Linked DNA regions of Homo sapiens: region 1 is linked to region 2. A link is an interaction called in ENCODE POLR2A ChIA-PET data of the cell type or tissue named here. Cell type or tissue: PC-9. All regions are shown on one strand.

Region 1 (5,000 bases), 1.2 Mb before region 2:
CTCTAGTCCAGGAGTTCAAGACCAGCTTGGGCAACATAGCAAGACCCTGTCTCTACAAAAAAGAAAACAATTAGCCAGGCATGGTGATGTGCACCTGTAGTCTCAACTACTCTGGAGGCTGAGGTAGGAGGATCACTTAAGCATGGGAGGTTGAGGCTGCAGTGAGCTATGACTGCCCCACTGCACTCCAGCCTGGGTGACAGAGTAGGACCCTGTATCCAAAAAAAAAAAAAAAAAAAGTTTTACACATCAGTTTTTATAAAAGGGAAGAGCATGTTAATGTCTTAGATAACTGTATATTCTTCCTTAATACTGTACCAAAACAAGTAGAAGTTTCTTAAAGATTAGTTGCAATGTAGAATATAAAACCATATCGAATAATTTCTCGTAGCCTGTTACATTGTTACATTAAAATCCATTGATCTGTCTTAAACTTTGGGTCTTTCCTCCCATGCATCATTTTATAACATCATACATCGATCATTTGGAAAATACTGGTTCACTGAGTTTTTCAGGTTTTCCAAATCTTGACACATTTCATTGTATATTTTAAAAAGTCACATTTGTTGACATTGCCACCAGTCTCATCAGAAAAGCCTCTGTGTATTGGGAAGTGGTTATGTTCACCATGGTGAATACAATTTTTCCAAAATTTTTATTTTTACTTGAAAGCTTGAATTTTATCATTGGCTACAAATACTGCCAATTATTTTCCTTGAGGTGACAGGCTCATCTTATTCATTTTTGAGAAAATATTAGCAAATACCCAAATCTGAATAACCATACTTTTTCAGTAATTTCAAGTAAAAATGTTATTCATGAAAAAAGCAGCCAGTTCAGCTCACAATGCAAACTATCTCATAGATACTTTTTCACAAAATAGGTATTGTTTTTCAGTGTGCAGCAGAAGTGTTTTATGTGTACTTTCTATTTTGTCATACAGAGTATTTAGATGTGTACTCTGGTTGAAATTTGATACAATTATTTTTACTGCTTCATCAAGGCACTCCTGAGTGAACGTGGCATTTGTGTTTTATTGTGAATGAGTGGCAGTTAAAGAATACACTGATGAATAGTACAATTTGCCGTCACTGCCCTAGCGCCAAGGCACCAGTGGTTTTACCCACCATTGCTTTTGCATTGTCAGTACAGTTTCAAACAGTGAAAAAGGCAAATAACATTGTAGTGTTATTGCGAAAAAAATTTTGACTTTGCAGACCTTCTGGGGTCCATGGGACACACTTCGAGAACAACTGTTCTGAAGCATGATATTATGACATCGTATCCTTTCAAGTGTCTACATCAGAATTTAACCAATTCTGTCTTGTTTCTTCTGTTTATTTTTTGCTTTTATCACAATCCTTGTAGCTAAGTCCAAGAGAAAAAATATTTTCCCTTAGAATAAAATCTTTAGAAGTGGAATTCTGAGTCAATGGGTGTGAATATTTTTTATATTTTTAAGATACATTCGATATATGTCACCCAATTGTCCTCCAAGATGGTTAAACCAGCTTATTTACACTTGGACCAATGTATTATGAGACTGCATCGTGGCTTCTGCTGGTCATTATTTTGTCTTAACCAATTCAGTCAGAATATTGGCATCATCTAAAAAGTGTATTATGACTTCTCATACAACTGGCCTTGATTACTAGTGAGTCTGAATATTTTAATGTTTTGGCCATTTTGTAGTCTTCCTTTAGACTGATTACAGTGCAACTCATTAGGTTGTAACTTTCTTTGTTAAAACAGTCACATTCTCCTAATTTCTCTTGAGATTATTCCCTAGTTAACCCTGTTTGCATCTGGATGTATATCAAATTGCAGCCTCTGATTTAGAGTCCCTCTCTTAAGGAGGTCGTAAATGTGCCTGTTCTCCAAATTTCAGAAGTTTGAGCCCCACGTTTTTGATTTTTGTTATATATAAGGAGTGTCACCTGTGCTATTAACATTTTTTCTAAGTTGACTTTCCTTATAAACAGCATTTGAAAGAAACTTGACATTACTATAAAGTCTAAGTCACGGGTTTTATGTGCTAGTTGTTTTTTTCTAGTACACCTTAAAATACGTAATTATTAAAATCATTTCTCTACTGTCTAAAATCATCCAGTGGCCTATGTTCCACACTTTAGGAAGAGCAGGGGCTTTGGACTCAGACATCTTGGATTTGAATCCCACTCTGCCTGTAACTGGCAGTGTGCTCTTGGACAGGTGCCTCAGTTTTGTGCCTCAGTTTCCTCACTGGCAAAATGGGGATGTTAGAAGATGAACTCTTAGGTGCCTTACATCTCTACTCTGTGACTCTGGTGTAAGGAGAAAGGGATATTTGAATGTTTGTGGATTTCTTTCTCTGTTTCTGATCAGGAATTAGAGACATTGTCTAGGGTTAGTATTTCAAAACCCTAGCTTTATTAAACTCCACTGCTATTAGTCATCTGATTTTGGAGAAACCATTTCATTTTATGGGGCTCTAGCTGTCTAGTTAGGGTGTTGCTGCTGCTTAATACTTCCTATTTAATGTAAAGTGTTTCTAGCTAGGAGCTAAGGCAAGCCAGGACCTCACTTTTAACATGTTTAAAATGGGGATGTTTCTGTTCTACTTACCTCATTAGAGACATGGAAAAATGAGATAATAGGTAGATAAGTGGACTCAGCTTTTAGCAGAAGGGTACTAGGTAAAAACAGGGTGTCAGCAGAAGTAATGCCTGTAGATGTTATCCCTATAGCTACTTCTGTAGTGAAGAGCAAAATTTGTGTGACACCACCTCTCCTATCTCTCCAGACCTGCCTGTACCCCCGCCTCTTCCCTGCCTACTGGTTTCGATTTGGGAAGTGCCACTGAACAGCAGTTTTATGACCTTGGGCAAATCACTCAACCTTAACTTATCCCTGGGCCAAAAATTGGGAGATCTGGCAATCTTGAGTCTGTATTTCTCTATGGCAACAACTGGCAAGAGCTGAATGGTGGCTTATCTTTTAAAAATACAGATATATTCTTCAGTCTGTCACTTAATCTGGCAAGTCTGACTCATTTACTTTGCTGCCTGGCCTCTTATATTTGCGAGGCTGGATTGCATCATGGTAAGGAGCATGGTTTCTGGAGCCACATTACCTAGATTCAGATGCCAACAATGACTCTTGGTAGCTGTGTACCCCTTCATATTATGTAGCTTTTCTGTAGTTTCATGTGAATTCCTACTTCGTGGGGTTGTTAAAAGGATTGGAAGAGCCACTACATATAAGACCCTTAGGATAGTCCCTGACCCAGAGTAAACTTAACTGATGTTAGCTGTTGTTTGAGTTCAAATAGCATAATAATTAGCTGACATTTATCTAGCTCTTAATATGTATCAGGCACTGGGCCAAGTCTTTTACACAGATCTATCTCATTAATCCTAACAGTAACACTGTGAAATAAGTAGTGTTGTTTTCTCAGTTTTACAGATGGGAGGACTATAATTTAGAGAAGTTAAGTAACCTGTCTAAAGGCACACAGCTAATAAGTGCCGGCGACATTGAGAGTTGAACCTGTGTTTGTGTATCCTAATCCTGTGGGTTTTTTCTTATTATTTTTTCCTATGTCTTACTACGTGGAGACTAAGCCTGTGGTTTTGAATGCTGTGCTGTGCTATGCTGCCCCACATTATATCACCTCTAAAATAGGTCTAATCACAGAAGTGGCTGGCTTGAGTAAATAGAGCTTAGTGCTCTTAATGTTTTTGTAGGTGATTTGAGGAGAGAATGAATATGAAATTTCCCAAATTTATATATGATGTTCCTTGAGGCAGTGAAATGCAAAACAATAGGGGATAAATGAACTACAGAAAACTCTTTTGGGCTGGATGGGGTGAGTGAATAGAAAAGTGGTAACTGAATTTCAGGGTAGGTACTCATGAAGAAAGATAACTCAAACTGTTTGTAGAATGATGCGCTCTGAGATATTTAAAAGGACTTGAGAGTTATTTTAGGCTATTATTTGAAGGTTAAAAAGGCCAGCAAACATTTCACACCCATTAGGATGACTATTATCCAAACAAGCAAAGAATAAAAAGAGTTGGCAAGGATATGGAGAAATTGGAACTCTTGTACGTTGTTGGTGAGAATATAAAATGGGGCAGCCACTGTGGAAAACAGTATGGCATTCCTCAAAAAGTTAAAAGTAGAATTACCATATGGATCCAGCAATTTCACTTCTGGTTATATACCCAAAAGAATTGAAAGTAGAGGCTCAAACAGATATTTGTACACTAATGTTCATAGTGGCATTATTCACAAAGCTGAAAGGTAGAAGCAACCCAAGGGTCCATCAGTGGATGAATAGATAAACAAAATGTAGTCTATACATACAATGAAATAGTATTATTCAGCCTTAAAAAGAAATGAAATTGACACACACTACAACATGGATGAACCTTGAAGACACTGTGCCAAGTGAATGGTGTCTAGGGGGAGAATGGCAGTTGTCAGTGGGAAGGGGTAGTTCTGGAGATAAAATGTGGTGATGGTTGCACAACGATATGAAAATGTGAATGTAGTTAATGCCACAAAACTCTATACTTGAAAATAGATAAAATCATTAAAAAAAAAAAAAAAGCCTGGAAAGTGCTTTTCTTCCTTGTGTAAAGCTCCAGAACATTCCTCATTTGGAATGCTAGGTGCTGTTCTGTCCTCTGCATGTTGGTAGAATGGATACAACTTAGTTTTAGGCTCCAGGCCAAGCTCTTTGGATTATTAGCAAGTCATTTTACCTCTCTGATACGTGTCTAGAAAAAGGGCCTACATAATCCTTACCTCACAAGTGACAATAAAATGAGATATGTAAGTGATTGAATTCCTATACAAATATCAATTATTTTCAACTTTGGAAAAATAACAAAACAGACTTATTTTCCATCCACTGACGTAGCTGGGCTGTGTGTCACACAGACTGTGCCTCTGTAATGCGCTGCAGTTTCTTGGAGCTTAGGAGAGGTATGGTTAACACAAAAGGAGGTTTGGTC
Region 2 (5,000 bases):
TAGAGAAATATCTTTCATATAAACAGAAGAAATCAGAAGCAAGAGTTAGACACTGTGTCATACAAAACCATGCCTTTGATTGACAGAAAAGATATGCTTGACAAAATTCCAAACTACATTCCTACAACTACTCCCTGATGAAACTGTTTCCTTATAACATTTGAAAGTACCTTCAAATCCTAAGTGCATATTGGCTTTTTGTGATCCAGCCCTAAGTAGTAATAGTACTATCATCATTTATATTTCTGGATCTAAGATATGTACATCAGCATGAATTAGCTGACAATAAAATTCTTCATATTTCTGAATGCAGCCTTTCATGGAACTTTCTTAAGCAAAAACAAATTCTAGTAAAACTGAATTTTACTAGAAAAAGGCAAGAAATAAAATCAACTATCTGTCCTCAGCTGAGTTTACCTCATTTTAATTATTTCCCACTGCAACTATTTTACACCTTTTCTCCTATCTCTTTTTTCCTCATTCTTGGCCAATGGCCTTATCTTTTTTAATGAGATGCCTGAGGTCTGATATATCCTCCCTCAGCATCTGTCCTCTCCCTATACCTCCACCCATCTCCTGTCCTCTTACTCCTCTGATCTCTAAACATTCCTTCCCAAGGTCAATAACTCAACCTATATACTTGATATCATTTGTTCCAGATTCCTCCAAGATCTATCAGCCAACAGTTAACCCCCTACTCCCCAGTACTTTCTTTCTCTTCTTCTCCAAATACTCCTTTACCTCTGCCTACAAATATGCTTACTTTTTTCAATTTAAAGAGAAAAGAAAAAAGTCTTCCCTTGACCCTAGTGATCCTATAGCTAACATTTCATCTCTATCCTCCCATTCATCTCCTAAATCCTTGAAAGAGTAGTCTGTGTTGGAAAGTTTATTCTTTAAAATGTACCTATTCTTTAACTTCTTGGATTAGTTCACCCACATCATAGTATTAAAACTATCTTCTTAAAGGCCATCAGTGACCTCAAAACCACCAAACCTAGTGGAGTCTTTTCTTAACCTTCATCTGTCTTCTCCTCTGGAGAGTGGACCATATGATGCTACTGACTAGCCTCTCACTGAAATTCTTTCATCTCTTGGTTTCCAGATCAGGTGCTGATTTAGAAAGCAAACACGAGAGTCAGCATCCAAACCTACAAAATGGCTAATATTATTTCCCTCACTAATAAGATACAGGAAAATAAGCAACAGACTCACCAAGTCTGTCCTGAGTGCGGAATTAAGCACAAAGAATCTTACCTACCTGGTAAGGTCAGGAATAGTATATATAATCTTGGCATTGAGAATGTAAGCCTCTGATCCCTCATATCATTCTGTGGATTATCAGTCCTAACAGCTTCTGTGATGATTCAATAGAAAGAACAATGGAATTAATTTGAGTTAGAGCGTTACTATAACCATGGAGTACAGAAGAGTCTGCAAGGACAATGAAAACCACAGTAGTTGGAGTAAAACAAGATCACACACCTCAAGAGAGACTTCCTAATAATATGCTGTCCTGATTTCTTTCTCCCTGATTTGACCACTTCTGCCACCTTCTTTTCTTCTATTCAAACTCAAAAATGTGTGTATTTCTCAAAGCACACATTTCTTTTCAGTCTTTTCTTCCTGTCCCTTTCTCTTCTTTGCAATTCTCATATGCCCCTACACATTCATCTCAAACACTTAATACATCTTCTTAATTTCCCAAATCAGCTCCTCTTCCTAATTTTCTTCTTTCTGTTAATGGTACAACCAGTGCCCTAGTTACTCAGATGCAAATATTGTTCCAATTCTCTTATCCCTCACTTCCCACATACAATCATGGCTCAGTTCTACCGATTCTGTCTACCAGATGCTTCACTTTTCTTTTCCGTCTCCACTGCCACACCTTATGTTAGGCCTTATTCTCTCTCACCTGGGCCTCTGCAATGGCCCCTTAATTTTAATTCTTGATTCTAACCTCTCCCGACTCCACTATATCCTTCCCATTAATCATTCTAAAGCACAGCTACTAGCTCCTACCAAGCCCTTGCTAAAAAGTCTTCATGGACTCCCCACTGCTAGAGAATAAAGTTCAAATCTTCATTCTCATTTTTAAAACCCTCCATGACCTGGCTCTAAGCTTTACTTGCCATTTTATCTCCCACCATTCTCCTCTATAAAAGTTATACTTCACCCTAAATCAGGCTTCCTGTTCCCAAATATCCCCTACATCTCCACCTCTGCTCCATCTTTGCCCATGCTGTTTTCTTTGTCAAAAGCCTAACTCCTACCCCAATCCCATCTTAATCTGTCCAAATTCAACACACACCATAATGTCCAGTTCACATCTACTTCCTTCATGAAGCACTTATGTTAATAAAAGGATTAGATCTGTCTTGTCTACACAGTCCTCTTAGATGGTTGATTCTGCTTTTTCTATAGATGTTTGAATATTTATATTCTACCTCTTCCTAGATAAGTTCTCTGAGGACAGAAGTAATATCCATTTTGCTCTTTCTGCAATGCTTAGCATAGTGTTCTGTACTAGACAGGACTAGAATATATGTAAGTCTCACAAAACAGCTAATGTAATTACAGGCATTCAGTTTAAGATGCCAAAGAATGTCTGATTCAGAAGTAGTAAGCATTTATTAAAAAAAAAACAAAAAAACTAAACTAAACTAAACTAAAAAACTTTTTTCCTTTGCTTTTAGAATCCTCTAAGAGTTCTGAAGTTGCACTCTGCCAATAATCTCTTATATGTCATGTTCCTGACAATATTAGATACTAATATTTTCAACTAGTTCTATTTCTTAAAGAGCTTCTTTCCCTCTTCCTTCTCCTTTTCCTCCCCCTCCTACTACTCCTACTTCCGGCCAGTTTTTCAGAGGACATCCTTACTTCACTTCATTAAGTTTAAAACAAGGTGTGATGTCACTTACTTTTTTTTTTTTCCTTGAAGAAAGCAGCTATAGCATCTGTCCTTCCTCAAAAGATGTTTTTGGACAGGCCAAACTTCAAGATGTCATTTAGGAATAAGTTTAGACCACAGGATGCACATCTATTGCAATGATATGTTACTAATCTTTACAAGCAAACTGGCTCTGTTCATGTACATTGTCAGAGTGTATGGCAAGGTTTAATATCACTTCTTCCCATATATCTGTCCGTTCATTAATATTGCAGAAACGCTTCATTTACTCTTCCACACATAGATTTTATTACTGCTTAAAATCTCACACTGGTATGTACTTTGTATTGACAATGACACTTCAAAATAGCTTATTATAGTTCAAAAGTTTGGACAACTGTTTCTAACTTCCAGTTATCTTTTTTTTTTTCTATAAATGAAGCCAGTGAGCATTTTCTACATATGGTTTGTGTAACAATTGGTTACCTGAGGAGATGACTGTTGAATCTTTTGTGACAATACTGTTGCTAACATAAGCAAGAAAAATTAAAGAAATTCTGGAATTAGAGTGGAAAAAGTGACTAATCTTCACTGGAAACAGTGACTTAGACTTCATTCTGGTCTTCATTTGTCCCACCGAAGAATTTTTTGTATTAGTTTGATGGTTCTAATAGCATTTGGAAATATCTACTGCTTTTTCAACATTTGTGAGTCACATGGGGTTATTTACGCAAAATAACAGGAGGTCCAGGAATGTTTCCATATGCTAGAAAATGATTTCATCAGTCTAATAAGGCAGAAGAAAAAATGTGATTGATTTTGCAAATAAACACTAAGCCATAGGAGGTTTCTTCAAGGTTAACTTTAACAACTTTGCAGCCACATCAGATCACCTCATAAAATAACAGAATAGTATGAAGTCAGTTATGATTTATATGTTATAAAAACATGTGGTATGGTTAAAGTACAATTTAATATTCTAAATTCAGATAAACCTGAACTTTCACCTATTGATAAAGCAGTAATCTTTCTGCCTACTCTCTTGTGACTCTTGGGATCATATAATCAAAAAAAGGCAAGTTCCAACTTTGTAACTTAAAAACTTTTAACTATACTGTTACTCTTCTGCTTAAGCCTTTTAAACTGGGAAGACGATAAGCTGTAGGAAAAAATGGGTACTACATTAAAGTCTAAAGGCAGTTGCCTTATTTTGGTTAATAAACCATTTAATGTTTAATTTCTGCTCTGAAAAAGCTCATAAAAATTTAACTTGACAATGGCAAACTATCACAGAAGAAAGAGGAAGACTCAAAGCCCATTAACAATAAAATGATATTATTATTACACCCAATTGCAGACCCAATGAGTGACAGTATATTTCAATGGATACAAAACTACAGGCACCAACTACGTACAGGCATACCTCACCTGTACTTCACATATATTGTGGTCTTTTACACATTCAGGGTTTGTGGCAACCATGCACTGAGCAAGTCTATGACTGCCATTTTTCCAATAGCATGTGCTCATTTCATGTCCGTGTCACATTTTGCTTATTCTCACAATATTTCAAACTTTTTCATTATTGTCATACCTGTTATGATGATCTGTGATCAGCAATCTTTGATATTACTATTAAGGTACCACCAACCACACTCCTGTACGATGTCAAACCTAATAGATAAGTCTATGTGTTCTGACTGTTCCACCAGGACAGCCATTCTCCTGTCTTGCTGCCTGCCTTTGGGCTCCCTATTCCCTGAGACATAAAAATATGAAAATTAGTCCATTTAATAACTCTACATTTCTCTGAATCACGTTAGACAAAAAAATGGAAAAAAAATGAAATAACCATAAAATGGCCCCTAAATGTTCAAGAAAGAGGAACAGTCACACATCTCTCACTTTAAATCAAAAGCTAGAAATAATTAAGATTAATGAGGAAGACGTATCAAAAGCTGAATCAGGGCAAAAACTAGGCCTCTTGCACCAAATAGCCAAGCTGTGAATACAAACAAAAAAATTCTTGAAGGAAATTAAATGTGCTGCTACCCCAGTGAACACACAAATGCTAACAAAGCAAAACAGTCTTATTGCTGATAAGAAG

The links. ChIA-PET counts read pairs that join two places held together with the same protein. Peaks named below come from ENCODE experiments on the same cell type or tissue, not always from the same donor. Only the 100,000 strongest peaks of a DNase experiment are listed, where the experiment ranks them.
Region 1: POLR2A ChIA-PET joins it to region 2 with 14 read pairs; 2 of 35 experiments call an interaction of 5 or more read pairs at or near these places.

Annotation. Positions count from the first base shown.
Region 1 is chr14:69,131,353-69,136,352 of GRCh38, reverse strand. All of the region lies in intron 1 of DCAF5 (DDB1 and CUL4 associated factor 5), which reads left to right. Among named protein-coding and RNA genes, the nearest start is that of DCAF5, 19 kb to the left of the region's middle. RefSeq lists a silencer at 2,667-2,961. In PC-9, no CTCF peak of the experiment used is centred here; DNase peaks (open chromatin) are centred at 2,412 and 3,002; H3K27ac peaks cover 2,127 bases.
Region 2 is chr14:67,950,539-67,955,538 of GRCh38, reverse strand. All of the region lies in intron 7 of RAD51B (RAD51 paralog B), which reads right to left. Among named protein-coding and RNA genes, the nearest start is that of RAD51B, 130 kb to the right of the region's middle. In PC-9, no CTCF peak of the experiment used is centred here; no DNase peak of the experiment used is centred here.